3 separate regions of the Homo sapiens genome follow, and all the other regions are linked to region 1. The links are chromatin loops, found by intact Hi-C in ENCODE. Cell type or tissue: endothelial cell of umbilical vein. All regions are shown on one strand.

What was found. Hi-C counts contacts between places; a loop is a spot of excess contacts. Peaks named below come from ENCODE experiments on the same cell type or tissue, not always from the same donor. Only the 100,000 strongest peaks of a DNase experiment are listed, where the experiment ranks them.
Region 2: it touches region 1 in a loop (6-fold over the local background); 11 of 110 quality-filtered maps call a loop at or near these places.
Region 3: a loop joins it to region 1, with 1.9 times the contacts of the local background. A loop is called at or near these places in 6 of 110 quality-filtered maps.

The regions. Positions count from the first base shown.
Region 1 is chr12:95,620,739-95,625,738 of GRCh38, forward strand. No RefSeq gene overlaps it. Among named protein-coding and RNA genes, the nearest start is that of USP44, 72 kb to the left of the region's middle. RefSeq lists an enhancer at 2,009-2,963 and a silencer at 2,971-3,040. In endothelial cell of umbilical vein, a CTCF peak has its summit at 3,038 (motif pointing right); DNase peaks (open chromatin) are centred at 3,053 and 3,983; H3K27ac peaks cover 2,098 bases.
Region 2 is chr12:95,788,371-95,793,370 of GRCh38, forward strand. It overlaps NTN4 (netrin 4), which reads right to left and starts at 2,394. Exons shown (of 10, transcript NM_021229.4): 1 at 1,885-2,394. The coding sequence starts at 1,939. It also overlaps the pseudogene RNU6-247P. In endothelial cell of umbilical vein, no CTCF peak of the experiment used is centred here; DNase peaks (open chromatin) are centred at 481, 2,411 and 3,121; H3K4me3 peaks cover 3,234 bases; H3K27ac peaks cover 2,842 bases.
Region 3 is chr12:95,716,325-95,721,324 of GRCh38, forward strand. All of the region lies in intron 3 of NTN4 (netrin 4), which reads right to left. It overlaps LOC105369919 (a long non-coding RNA gene), which reads right to left. Exons shown (of 3, transcript XR_001749273.2): 2 at 4,401-4,494; 3 at 1-2,371. Among named protein-coding and RNA genes, the nearest start is that of NTN4, 72 kb to the right of the region's middle. In endothelial cell of umbilical vein, no CTCF peak of the experiment used is centred here; a DNase peak (open chromatin) is centred at 1,877.

The DNA of each region.
Region 1 (5,000 bases):
CAGGTTGGTCTCGAACTCCTGACCTCAGGTGATCTGCCTGCCTCAGCCTCCCAAAGTGCTGGGATTACAGCCGTGAGCCACCGCTCCCGGCCACAACCTGGAATTCTTTAATATGCCTTGACATTATCCTGTTAGTCCGCAAAGTGGTAAAGATGAGCAAGTTTTATGGTACATGGAGGTTCGCCACTGGATGCCGTACACCATGCTGTCCGTAAGAAGTGATTTGGAAGTTCATGAGGAAGAGAAGCCTCAAACTTTGATTGTAACAGAACACAACAAAGTGGAATATAATTGCATGAATAAATGTATGCTGTGGTTGATTGGTAAAACATTTTTGTGTGCATTTAATATACTGGTCGTTTTTGGAAAAAATAACAACCCTGCACCATATTGATGGTCTGTCTAAAAATCGATCACATTTTAGGATCAAAGAATTCAAAATGTCTCTTTTCTAGGTATGGGGCTTTCTCTTCTGTTACCACCTGCTTTTTCTTAAGGAATTCTGCTGTATTTCCAGTTCAAGGAAGGGATATAGGCTTTATGTTTTTTTTTTTTTTTTGAGATGGGGTCTTGCTGTGTTGCCCAGGCTGGAGTGCAGTGGTCTGATCATGGCTCACTGCAGCCTTGACCTCCTGAGCTCAAGCGATCCTCCAACCTCAGCCTCCTAAGAGGCTAACTAAGGAGCACACCACCATTCCTGGGTGATTTTTATTTTTTAAATTTTTTTTGTAGAGACAGGTTGTCACTACATTGCCCACATGGGTCTCGAACTCCTGGACTCAAGTGATTCTCCTGCCCTGGCCTTCCAAAGTCCTGGGATTACAGGTGTGAGCCACCACACCTGGCCTTAGGCATCATCTTTATCTTATAACAGAGGAGAGACTATAAAAAAAACTGGGTTAGACTTGAGCAAGCTCAGCTGGGACTGTCAAGGCCTGACCTGAGGTGTTATTTAGGAAAAGAATAATCCCGACTTTTGGAAGCATATTAAAGTGATTGTCCTGAGTCTCTGAGAGCAAGATCATACCTTTGTGGATTTCGGAGGTGGTCTCCATCATGGCAGTGGTAATTCCCAGGTCAGTCGTCTTGGAAGAAACAATTCCTGGGACTGGAAATAAGGACTTGGGCAAGCCTTAGCCTAAGGACAAAAGGAGAACTCTTTCTCTGGGTCTTTTGGCATTTTGCCTGGGAGGGCTTTACTTAGCAGACATACCAGTATACTTCCAGTGGTGGGGGTGGGACAATGTTTGACGGAATAATGCAGGTTGAAATCTATGCATGGAAGGTTTCCCCGTGTTGGGACCTGGTTCTCTAGGCGCTAAGAAGAGCCACATCTTATAACAGTTAAAAATTATTCTTCATGCCAGTGGTTCAAATATTAATGCGCATGAGCCAGGAACTGTGGCTCATGCCTGTAATCCCAGCACTTTGGGAGGCCAAGGTGGGCAGATCACGAGGTCAGGAGATCGAGACCATCCTGGCTAACACGGTGAAACCCCGTTTCTACTAAAAATACAAAAAATTAGCTGGGCGTGGTGGCGCATGCCTGTAATCCCAGCTACTCAGGAGGCTGAGGCGAGAGAATGGCGTAAACCCGGGAGACAGAGCTTGCAGTGAGCCGAGATGGTGCCACTGCCCTCCAGCCTGGACGACAGAGCGAGACTCTGTCTCAAAAAAAAAAAAAAAAATTCAAAAAGAAAAACCAAAAACAAATATTAATGTGCATAAATACCACCTGGGAAGTTTGCCATCTATGCAGATATCTGACCCACTTCCAGAAATTCTAATTAAAATTTGAAGTATTTAATGGGCATGGTGGCTCACACCTGTAATCCCAGCACTTTGGGAGGCTGAGGTGGGAGGATTGCTTTGAGACCAGGAGTTTCAGACCAGCCTGGGCAACATGGTGAAGCCCTGTCTCTATAATACACGAATTAGCCAGGCGTGTTGGTGTGCACCTGTAAGTCTCAGTTACTCGGGAGGCTAGGGTAGAAGGATAGATTGAGTCTGGGAGGTTGAGGTTGCAGTGAGCCAAAATTGCGCCAGTGCGCTCCAGCCTAGGCAACAGAGTGAGACTCTGTCTCAATAACAATAATAATAATAATAATAAATAAAATTCTGAATGTGGTCCTTAATCTTATTTATAACAAACACCCTAGATAATTCTAATTCATTTAGTTCACATTTTAGAAGATAGGTGATCTTATATTGTCTCCAGTTGGTTGCTTTTGAACCTTTGTGGAAGCCTTAGGTGGTGTTCTGCTGTGATGAGTCAGTCACTAGAGGAGCCTGTTGTGGGGTTACAAAGGTGTGGCAAAAGGGAGGACGATGCCTCCTCCTATGGTCAGAGCAGTGGGAGCGGTGGTGAGCAAGCTATGTTCTGTAGAGTGGCTGTCTCACTAGGGACATTGTGAGAGGCAGTGGCCTGAGTCAGGTTCCCGGATAGGTGGTAAAGTTGAAGTCTGCAAAGGTTTTTCAGAGGAAGAAATAAGAAGAATTAATTTTGGAGTCAAGGATCCAGACAGTGTAGCATAAAAGGGCTCAAGAGCACAAAGTGGTCTCCAAAAGATGGAAAAACTACCAATTAGCCAGGCGTGGTGGTGTGCACCTGTAGTCCCAGCTGCTTGGGAGGCTGAGGTGAGAGGATCACTTGAGCCTGGGAGGTTGAGGCTGCAGTGAGCTGTCATCACGCCACTGGACTCCAGCCTGGGTGACAGAGCAAGACCCTGTCTCAAAAAACAAAGCAAGACTGCTCTTCCTCCCCACTCTATCCCCAGATGTTAAGTAGTCAGCAAAGACTAATTTCAGTTTCCCTTAAGGGTGACAATCAGGAATAGAAGATACTGCTGCTTTTGGGAACCGCTCTTATTAACTAGGGCTGCCTTGGCAGCTCCCAGGGGTGCTGTGTCTTGACAACCTTCTCCTGTTTTTGTGTTTGGTAACTACCCCACCCCAACCCCTACCCTCTACCGCCCACGCCTCCTCAAACCTCCTCAAGCAGCCCAATGACCAGACACCGCAGCGTCGCCTCTAGAGGGCGCTTGAGTCTCTACCAAATCCCTGAGTGGCCTCACCAGTTTGGGATTCCATTTACATTCCAAGAAATTCCTTTTTAAAGGTTACACAAGAGAGGCAGGCCTGTGGAGCCCTAATTGGTGTTCTTCAGTTGCCAAGCCCAGGCCTAGGTTCTTTCTCTCTCCTTGAGGTCAGGAAATCTTTTTTTTTTTTTTTTTGAGTCAGAGTCTCGCTCTTTCGCCCAGGCTGGAGTGCAATGGCCCGATCTCCGCTCACTGCAACCTCCGCCTCCCGGGTTCAAGCGATCTCCTGCCTCAGCCTCCCGAGTACCTGGGATTACAGGCGTCTGCCACCACACCTGGCTAATTTTTGTAGCTTTAGTAGAGACGGGGTTTCACCACGTTGGTCAGGTTGGTCTCGAACTCCTGAGCTCAAGTGATCCACCCACCTCGGCCTTCCAAAGTGCTGGGATTACAGACCTGAGCCACCGCACCCGACCTAGGAAATATTCTTGAATTTTCCAAAGGTACTCCCTTTCCAGTGCTCCCACCTCCTCCCTGCACCTGCAGGGTGTTGGCGGTGGAGACTCCCACCTTCTTCCATCAGGACCCATTCTCAGGAGTCTAGTGGTCTTGGTAACAGCCCTAATCTCCTTTTTCTGTGTTTTCCCTAGAAGGGTGCAGGACCCTAGAGGTTGCCTGGGCTCAGGGACTGCTGTAAGGGTGGATCTCAGAGCATCCTATGGTAGGTCTGCAAACTAAACCCTGAAAATCAGCCCCCAGAAGTCCCAGTAATGTCCATTTCTAGGCAAGAATAATTAAAAAGTTCTTTTATGTCAACCCAAAGAAAGGCAGTTTTGACCTTTTTGTCCTCGACACATTGTTTGCTCGAAGTAAGAAATGTTCACGTGGAATAGCTGCCATTAATATGGGTGACCTCAAGGTTAGTATCGCTCAGGGAATGCCTTTCATTGTTCTGTATTGTTTGTTTCCCTTTTGTGAAATTCTGTGGCCAAGGGAACTGCATAGTTCCAGGATGCGGTCCAGTAGCACATTACTAATTGCATACTTTAAAATACAGATTTATGCTGCTTCGTTGGGCCATACCAGGAGAGAAACCAGTGCAGGGGGCTATAAAGCGTCAAGGTTATAAACTTCATGGGGCTTTCAGGCAAATAAGGAATTTTTATTAATTCTTTAAATGCAAATGTCCAGTAATGTCTCCACTTGCCCCACCCCCTGCAGCGCTCCAGGTAGGAAAGAATTGCAACCTGCTAGCTGGTGGCCGAATGGAAAAAAGAGTGATTATTCATGGGGTCTCTGATGTCAAATAGTACATACAGCTGAATATAAAAGACCCTCCTTCTCCCCCACAACCTACTCCTTTGCTAAGAGCACAGGTATGAAACACAGATGCAAAATGGAGGAATCCCTCTCATTTGTCCCCCTGGCAGGACATATTTTAGAATAAAACCGGCAAGTACCTTGGCAGGCACCCAGCGTATCAGGTAAATTGTTAACTATCCGACTATTCTTTTACAAGAGCAAAATTGAGTGTGATATTAAAGCAAAGCCTCTTTATTTTAAATTATTAGTTCATAGTCTTGCTTTGGAGATCCCCAAAATGTCCATGCTAAGAACTTTGAAAAGCAGGCTTTTCTTTTTTCTTTTTGAACAATAGACATAAAATTCCAGACCTAGAGTGACAAATCAACACGTATCAGTTACTTTCATTGTCAAGGGCATTTTGGGTGTTCACACTTTATCACATTACTGGTAACCAAGTATTATTCCTGACCTGTGTGTTTGTTTATAATGTATACAGCAGAAGTTTGCTGGCTAAAGAAGGAAGCAACTGCTAATTCTGAGGAGTCAGAGACAGGGTGCTCCCATCCACCTGTGAGCATTGTCTGTAGACACAATAAATAGCACATCTTGCATGTATCTGTGCTCGATGAGGTCAGGCGCCGTATTGGTTTTACCTGT
Region 2 (5,000 bases), 170 kb after region 1:
ACAGACTTTAATGTTTTAAAATGACTTAAAATGATAAACATTATCCACTTATTAACATTCTGAGTACATACTATAATCCTTTGATTTGCGTTTGTCATTTTAATTGTGAATACCTTAAGCAAAAATCATCTATTTTAAAGGTTAAAACAGAGGGGGAAAGAGGGAAAAGGAAATCAACCCTTAAATTCTGGCTAATTGAATGTTTCTGCTGCTTAAGAAGCAGTACCTCTGAACTGTTGTCATAGTAAGGATTGGAGGAGGCCAAATGACAGCTTAGGCTGCAACAGAGACATTTCACACACTGACAATGGCCAACCCCACGAAGCCTTGCAACTAAAGGGCTTCCTTAGGCATTATTTTTTAAATGTCAAATTAAAGTGTGCATTATGCCTGGGTTCTGTTTGCCACTTTTCTCATTAGCTGGGGCAACAGTTGCTTGTGGCCAGAAGCACACAAACACACAATGTGCTATGACTCACCTGTAAAAAATTTCAAGGAAAATCATATACTGCCTGTACAAGTATTTTTGACTTGAAACACTTGCCTTGTGATGTTTATTTACAACCTTTCAATGGCTTGCATGTTTTTGCCATAATATGGTTTGAGAAGGAAAAGGTTTTTTTTAAAGCTCATATTTTAAGAGTGCAAGAATTAAAGTAAAATCTTAGGCCTTTAATAGGTCCCTGGGAAAAATATCCAATAATTTTAAATGCCCCTAAACTCCTAAGTCCAGAAAAGATTTGAGCCAGATAAAGAATCCATGGGGCAAAATACTTGGAGTCACTCAAGGGACTATTCAATGATACTAAGGATGCTCCTGTGACTTGGACTGGTTTGGGATGCAGACTGGAAAGCCTGGATTTTGCTGGGTGCCAGCGGCCCTCAGGGAAGAGTGGAAGCCCAAGGGAGGAGATGCGTGCTACAATGTTCTGTAGCCACCAGCGCATCCCTCTAGCCCAGGCGCCCCTTTCTGAAGCAGTCAAGATCCGCACGAGAGACTGGATGTCTGCAGACTCCCTCACATCTCTCCCCCTCACCTACAGGGCTGCGCTTACGCCTAACTGGAAACCAGGTGACCCGCAAGAGGGAGGGAGAGGAGCAGAAGGGGCTCCCGAATACAGAAACCACGAGCCAGGAGCCGGTGGCCTAGGGCAGCCCAAGAAAGCCAGGATGGGAGTGGGAGGGAGAGGGCATCTGCCGACGCCGACGCCGGTTGTCCAGTTACCGAGCCAGGGAGCAGACCCGCCTCCGACCTCCCGCAGAGTCTCTGCCAGGGTACCAATTCCCCAGGGGCGGCCAGCCAGCTCAATGCAAGCCCGGGGTGATCACCACCTATCGTCCAAGCCAGGAGTCCCACTGCGTTCCAGTCACTGCTCCGGGGAGAGGGCGCTCAGCCCTGCCCCAGGTGTCCTTACCTGGTTCTCTAGTACCCAGCACCAGGTCAGGGACACCAGCGATGGGCTTCTACCAGAGACCGGCCCCAGCCCACGCGCGCCCAGGGTCGCTGGGCCACCCCTCCTCATCATTCCTTAGGCCATGAAGTGCCGGGGGATGGCGAGCTGGGTCCTTTGTTCCCTCACCAAGTGGAAAAGCAGTTTTTTAACAAGCCAAACCAAGAAAGAAACCCCGGTCGCAGTATCCCCGGCAGGGCGCACCCAGGATAGCTGGTTATCCAAGCGCATGTGTATCCCAGTTGTAAAAATAAATCAATAGTATTTGAAACTGCGGAGCCCCGGGGAAAGGAGGCGGAACATGGCCACTCATTTCACCCTCGGGAGCAGCGCTCTGCGCTCGCAGCCCTGGCTCCCCTGCACCCCCGAGTCCCGAGATGGGTTAGAGAAGCAGCGAGGGAAGGGGTGGGGGCCCCGCCGCGTCACCACCCACCTGCGGCCACCACCGTGCAGCCCCAGAGCAGCAGCAGCCGCGCGCAGCTCCCCATGGCCGGGAGGAGCCGGGAGCAGCCGGGCCGGGCGGGTGCCGGAGGGAGCCGAGACCTCTGGGCTGCGGGATGAAGCGCCGCCGTCCTCGGGAGGGAACGGGGCCCTGGTTTCTTCCTCCTCCTGGGGCGCCGGGCTCGGTCAGCGGTCGCCGGCAGCTGGGAGCCAGGGGCCGGGACCGCGCGGGGAGGTGGGGTGACCCTCGCGCACCGGCCTGGCGGGTCCCGGGCACCTGGGGGGCGGCGGGAGCCCCGGGACCATAGCCGGCCTGGCTGCGCTGCCCCGCGGAGCGGCCCTGCGGGCTCGTCTGCCGCTAGCCCGGGGCTCGGCGCCCGCAGCCGCCGCTGAACTTTGCGAGACCTTTCACTTCCCGGCCGCCGCCGCCGCCTCCTCCTGGGCGTCCTCCTCCGCTTTTCCCACCTCTTCTGGCTGCCCCGGCTCCGTCCCGTCCTTCTCCACGGGCAGTTCCATGCGATGCATTTTTATTGCACCGACGCCGCGGCGCTCCGGTGCCAGCCCTCCTCCCCTCGCACCTCCACCCCTTCCTCCCGCCCGCCCCCCGCGCTTGACAGCCCGGGCGGCGCAGCCCGCGGGATCGGATCGCCGCTGCCGCTGCCGCCCGGGGGGGGGGTCCCCCGCGCCCCGACCGACGCCCCCGACGCCCGGCTGCCCGCTGGTCCCGGTCGCCTCAGCCTGGCCCCCGGCTGCCCTGGCGCCCCTCCTGGCCCGCGCCCTGCATCTCCCTAGTGACCCCCCTGGTGCCCTGCAGCACCCACAGGCCTCCCCTGGGAAGCAATCTCCCACCTTCTCCCGGAACATTCCTAAGAGCAGTAGACTCCCTCTAGATCAGGTCAGGGCATGCCAAGGGGCTTAAAAAACCGCGAAACAGGCTAGCGCCTACTTCCCACATCCCCCAGCGAAACAAGCCCTCCCTCCTCCTCCAGCCACCCCCTCTCGGGGAGTCCCACGACCCGGGGACGGAACACCCCAACCCAGCCCCGCGTCACCCGCACTGAGAGCGCGCCAACTGCTAAGCGGCGTTCGCCGCTTCTCTGCTGCCTTTTGCGGGGGTAGGGGGATGTCTCGGCTAAACAATCGCTGCCTACATGATCCGAAGGTGTGCCCACTTTGGTGTAAGAGGTATTGCCTAACTCAAACTCAAGGTGCTGAAAGAAAAGGGTCACAGGATTAGCTAGTCGGCAGTGTAAGAACATCGTTGTCCAGAGGCAGGGCAAGGGCACGACAAAGGGAACTCTTCGGTCCTTCCAAGCGTTCTCCCTTTATAGAGTATGCCGTGCTGTGAAACAGTGTTAGGAACTAACTTATGGGGAGCAATTTAGTAGCAACCACACGCAGCTAATTGCAGATAGGATTGCTCAGGGCTGGTGCTTCTGGAAAGAGATTAAATAGCAGCCGAGTCTGAGATTTTTGCAAGTTCTGTGAAAATATAATTCTACTTACACATCCAGGGAAACTGGCAAAAGTTAAGTCGACAGCAATTTTGTATTGCAGTGCTCATTTTGTTCCTTTGAATATTTTCCAGAAAATTAACTACGTTCCAGATACCATTTAGTCGTTGTGTCTGTTACAGATGAGGATAATTCAGAGCTTTGGGATACATGTAGATATTATTTACAATGACCCAGCCAGGAACATATAAGAAGTTTATATCTCCCAGGGGGATCTGGGTTGAGGTCAGCATAATCCATTTGGGCGACATTAAAATTATTCTTCTGGCCAACAGAGGAAAGTAGCAGAAGGTGTGGACAGCAATTCATGTAGCATCACCTGCTTTAGAAAATAAACGCTTTGAGTTCCCAAATACTGGCAATGGTGGGGCTTTCTTCATATCTCCTAATGGAGCCATTGAAACACCTCTCCAATTAATCTTTTTACCAAATAAATGATAGGAAACTATAACAGCCAAAGGTTCTTAGCATAAATGTTAACTTAATAGCCAAGGCAAATTAAACAAAGGGGTGGATGCACATTTATTATTAACTTCTGAGTCTAGTATATTTAGGCAGAACTAATCCATTTCTGTTTTTTAATTAACAAATAAACTTGTATGTATTTATCATGTACAACATGATGTTTTGAAATATGTATACAGCGTGGAATGACTAAATCTAGCCAATGAACATATGCATTTTTGCATATTAACATGCATTTAAGAATACACTCACTGTCTTAGCATTTTTCAAGAGTACAATATATTGCTAAAAATATAGAATGCTTCACAAATTTGTATGCCATTCTCATGCAGAGGCCATGCTAATCTTCTCTGTATTGTTCCAATTTTAGCATATGTGCTGCCAAAGCAATCACAGAACTACTCCATATCTCATTACAAATTTCAAAGCCATTTACTGTCTGCACGAATCCTGCATTGATAATATATTTCTTTGCTGAATAACTGGCTCTTATTTCCTTTAACAAGACAGAAAGCTCTCTAATGGTAGAACAGTCTTTAATATTCAGTTTATACAAAACATTACTATGTTTTTCTGATATTTTTCCTTATTCTTAGCCAAGAACACCTACAATAAGTGTTCATTACATGTTTTTGACTGAGTTGTGTTAAAACTATTGTTATATACTAAGGGGCTAAGGAGACTAAGGACTAAGGAGAAAACCAGTTATATCACAATGATTTCCCATATTCAAAAGGAATCTGCACATTCGACACCAATACTATCTATATGAAAAGCTCAGGAGAGAAAAATAGTCAGCATTCTAATAAACATCATTTGCTTATATAGTCCAGTTTAGTTACAAAGGATATTTTCATTTTGAAGAAGCTATCCAAGAAAAGGTTACCTACATAAGAAAAATCTTGGATAAGTATATTATTGCCTATGATTTTGTTTTTGAAAACATCAGTCATGGATTCAGAATATTTTGTAATTTTATGAATTAGTAGGAAGCTTAGCAAACTTACAGAATTTCAATAACAATTCCCAGAAACCACAAAATTGATAAGTTAAATCTAGAATATTCCTGAGAACTTGAAAGGAAGTTAAAAGGGTCTTTAAAAAGTAAAATAAATGGCATAGCCAGGCG
Region 3 (5,000 bases), 96 kb after region 1:
GGAGCAAAGACAAGAATATAAAAACCCTAAAGGAATAGTCAGGGACAATCAATAAATAAACCAGAGGTATGTGTTCGAGAGGTAGGTTCAATCCAGATCACAGAACACACTAAACATTAGCTTAAAGAGGCTGAAATTTATCCTGTAAGCAATGCAGATCCATTGAAGATTTTTGAGTAAGGAAATGATGTGAAAGATATATTAAATATACTTTCTTTTCTTCTCTTTTTTTAAAAATATTATTTCTATCTCTCTCCTATCTTGCCTGTTATGTTCTTTCTTCCCTTTTTCCTTTTATGGTTTCTTCTCCAGCTTTCCCCCCAGCTCATGCCTTACAATAACCAGTGGCACCCACATGTATTTTCTGAAAATATTCAGAAGTTGAAAAGGTTGTTAATTTCTTTTTCCTGATTTTCCAGTTACATCAGCATGTTAATTCTTATGTAGTTTTTTTGCATCCTCTCCATTTTTTAATTTTACTTATTTATTTTTAATTTTTTTTAGAGACAGGGTCTTGCTTTGTTGCTCAGGCTGAAGTGTAATGGTGTGATCACAGATCACTGACACCTTGAATTCCTGGGCGGAAGTGATCCTCCCATCTGAGTCTCCCGAGTAGCTTGGACAACAGGCACATGTCACCATGCCCAGCTAATTTTTGTATTTTTTGTAAAGATAGGGTTTCACTACATTGCCCAGGCTGGTCTCCAATTCCTAGGCTCAAGTGATCCTCCCACCTCAGCCTCCTAAAGGGTTGGGATCACAGGCATGAGCCCCTATGCCTGGCCCTCTTTTCCACTTTTTAGCAACCGTTTATTGAATACTGTATGAAGCAAGATGCTGCAAAGTACTGTGAGTCCTCTTCAAAGGAGCTCAACCATCATCATAGGTTCAACTTATCAGGTTTGGTCTTGGAAGGCCTAAGGCCTATACGTAATATCACCCAACACATGGGTTCATCCTGCCACAAATCTCAGGCCTCAGGAGTCCGCAGATATTTAGAGTTACCTCGTCAAACATTCACATGTATCACAAGATAATGTTGGACAAGTCAATTCCCTCTACAGCGAGGATTTCAGAGCATTCCCTTGATCCCACATGCCAAGGATTGGGATGAACCTCCCGGGGTCTGAAAGATGCTAGCCCAGCAAATTTTTCTGCATACAGAAAAATTCAAGGAGCTGTCATTTTGAGAATTACCAAAAATAGCTGTAAATCATTACCTAGACAATTTGAAACAAGAAATCCTTCCTCAGCAATACAACTGTTGCTGTTCAAGCTTGAAAGATCATCCACTATTTGATGCTCGTGAAAAATGTGCAAGTAAAACTAGGTCTTCATTGAAAAAAAAAAAAAACAGAAAAAGGAAACTTTAGTAATAGGTTAAACATAGCTCTTGTTTGGTATACAAACATGAACTAGATAAGGAGCAGGAAAATGGGATTATGTATTTAAGGTTGAGTTGAAGAAAAGCGGTGTCTAGTTATCTAATTAAAAAATGAGTAATTTACCTTAACAGCAAAACTACAACTTCTAATGACCCAAGAGGTGAATAGAATTTTGGATATTCTATGATTTCCATAAACTTCCCTGTTATGCTAAGAATACTCTTCTCTGCCAATGTCAAAAGTTTTCACACTCGTATTTAATTGAGTTTATTTGCTACTAATATTAACGCACTTGCCAGTCATTTTTAGCACATTTATCTTACAGGAAGGGACTCATACACACATTGAACCAGTCAGTCAAGGAATTACTGGAACAGCATGCTCGTTAAGAGCTGTTTACTTTGGTGATAATATCATATATTAAAGCCAAATAGGCATGGAAGATAAAATATTATTTCCTCATATTTGAGGCAAGAGACATAAGAATTTAGGTCAGGGGGAGGTGAAATAGGGAAATTATTATCTTTTAGATTCATAACTGGAAGATACACGGGACTTGCCTAGAAAAGCTGCTTTTTCATTGTCCTTCCTTTTGGGGCAGAACGCTTTCAGTAGTCAGCAATCATGTGGTTGAGTTTGAAACTGACCAGCCAGGAGGTTGTGGGAAGCTGTTCATTGACAGCATCAAGCATATGGGATGGATGCTTACCAAGATTGTTGTAGAATATTTAAACATGGAAGATTGGCTTAAACAACTTTTAGGTTCCTTCTAGTCTTAAGGTTCTATGATTTCAAGGCCTGTTTCTCTGTATTGTAAATACTATTTGGTTGCAGAAACTACCCAAAATCCTTTTTGAGCCCCCAGATTAGGCTTAAATGACATATAGCTGGATCCTGTTGCCACTTACCAATGCAGAACATTCCTGGAATCATCTGAAAATCAAACGAGGAAGAGCTAAGAGAGTATTTCCTCTTTCCTGCAGCAACTACCCAATGTGACACAAATGGAAAAGTAAATAAATATTAATAGTCTCTGAAGACAGACTTTCATTCATCTATATTGACTATACTTAAATGAAAATAAATACGATCCTTTTTTATTTCTCTCCTTCAGCTTTCTTCTCTCTCTACTGCATGTTTCCCATTGCTTGTGACTATGGTACTCTTGGACTAAATGTTATTCTAGTTCCTCCTCCCAAATAAAGATGTACTTTATCTCCAGTGATGTACCACAGACGTTGACCATAATGGAATTACAAAAGCAGAAAATCCACCTGGTTAATGCTTTGAAGGACTTACATTAACTAAATTATTCTAGGAATGTCTGATAAAATTTGCTTCCCAATTGCTTTCCAAGAAAGAAAGGAACAACTATTGTTTGAGTCTCTTGTTGATCATGTCCTACTAAAAATTATAATGAAAGTTAATGAAAAAAAGATTTGTTTTAGAGCAAAGTACACAGAAATCTTTGAATTTCATCAGTTGAATAATTTCCTTGTGCTACTGTGTCATTATTATTTATATACATGATTTCAATTTGTTACCATGCAAATTTTAATTCCAATTGAAAATGAATATTCTCTTAGACCATCATGGGAACTTTAAAAAAATGTTTGTGAAAAGAGGATACAAACAGTGCTTATTCTATGGACCATAGAAAAATGCCCCCTTAACGACAGCTGCAGCAATTCATGGACCTCTATAGCTATGACACATAATTTAGAGAGTGAAACAATGCTATACAGCAATTGAAGACCAAATGTGAAGGCAAAAACTGATTAATTTCTAAAGAGATAGTATGCCCCTTTTAGAGAAAAGGATTAAACTTCTAAAATAATGAACTTGTTATTCATGAAAAGAAATAAATTCTAATAATGGGCTAGCCTGTTAGAACCTGCTGCTCTTATTCAGGACAAAAACATGCACAACAAATGCTACAACACAACCTTTGAATAGAAAGCATTGTGATAAAAACATGTTTTTTCATTAACGAATAAAATATGCCCTTTCCCATTAAAGGTTTGCATGTTTTAATTTAACAGAAGAAGTAGAAGTTCTATGGTGAATATCAAGCATAATAATTGAGTTTGGTGAAAAGGAGGCCTGAAACCTACTGTCAGAATGGGGCAAAATAGGTTGAAGGCTGAGTGTTTCAAACTCTTGCCCAATAATATAAGTAGTAAAAATGCAAGTAGAAATGAAAAGCTTTACTGCTTATTCTTTGTCTATACTTGAACACTTGAGGAAACCCACTCATAAAAAAGCATGGGCAATAAAATAAAGATAGGCATAGTGTAAAAACAATTATAATTAAAGAATAAAAATTAACCAGTACTTAAGGCTTCATTTCCCCCAGCTAAGCTGTAACCTGAAATTCTTTCTGTATAAATTCATTCCTTTAGCTCTAGAATGATGTTTTAGGTTCAAGACCTCCTTACAAAAATGCACTTACCCTCAGGAGGGGCAAATCCTTATATTATTAGCAAAAACATGTCAGCAGAGATTATAATCATGTTTTCAATCCTAGAACTGGGACTTCCCGGAGGAGGGAAAGGGAATGTCTTAAGGGGAGAGAGGAGCCAAAAACAAACTGTGCCTACTTCACTAATTTGCCAAGACCTTGCTCTGATGGACAGACCTGAAAAAACCATGAATGGAGCCAATGCAAATTCCCTAAGAAAACGGCATTTAGTGTACAGCATGGGAATCATACATTATCCGCCTCTCTCTACTAGATTGTAAGACCTTGCAGGGAACAAACAGTGGCTTAAATGTCTTTGAATCCCTGGTAACTGACATACAATGGGTTTCCAATAAACGTGTATTTTTTTTTCATTCAGGGAATATATATATTATGAAGCCTTGAGAACTCAAGTTACCGAGCTTAGTCTCATTTTTAAAACTGCCAAGAAGGCAGGGTGATAATTATGCATTTGAAGTGGGAACGAGATAATTTCACTTGTCACATTTAGCTTTGTCCAGATTGCTTCCTATAAGGGGTATACAGGTTTATACCTGGGCAAGGCATGTTGATAAATATGTCCTCATGCGTAGTGGTCATCTCCTGGAGATCTATTGTAAGCTCAAGGAATGTGGGTCAGTTATGGACCTGATGATAAATAACAACAACAATAGTAATAGTAACTAACACTGAGTAGCTCTTACTATATACCCAGGCACCATTCTAGGCATTGTATAAATATTAACTCAATTCCTTTACACGAAAACCCCATACAGTAGGTATAACTATTATTGCCCAGTTTCACAAAGGAGAAAACAAAGGCCCAAAGAGTTTAAGTAATCGGCCCAAGGCCACAAAGCCAATAAGTGGTAAAGCTACCTGAACTCCAGCAGTCTCACTCTAGCATCCTCATCTTAACCCCTAAACTATGCCATTGTAAGACCCTTGGCAGAAGGATTTTGAGGGGTCCACTTTGGCCAAGTCTCTTCGGGATGACACTTTTATAAATAAAATTGGTGTGTCCTCCCAAAACTTGTCCTTTAAGTAAGAGCTGTCCAGGACAGAGTCGGGTTTGGACTCATGGTGAGCCACTTCATGAGTGTTCTGTGCTTGAATGGATTATCGGTTCTATTCCTCTGGAAGAAGCCAAGCAG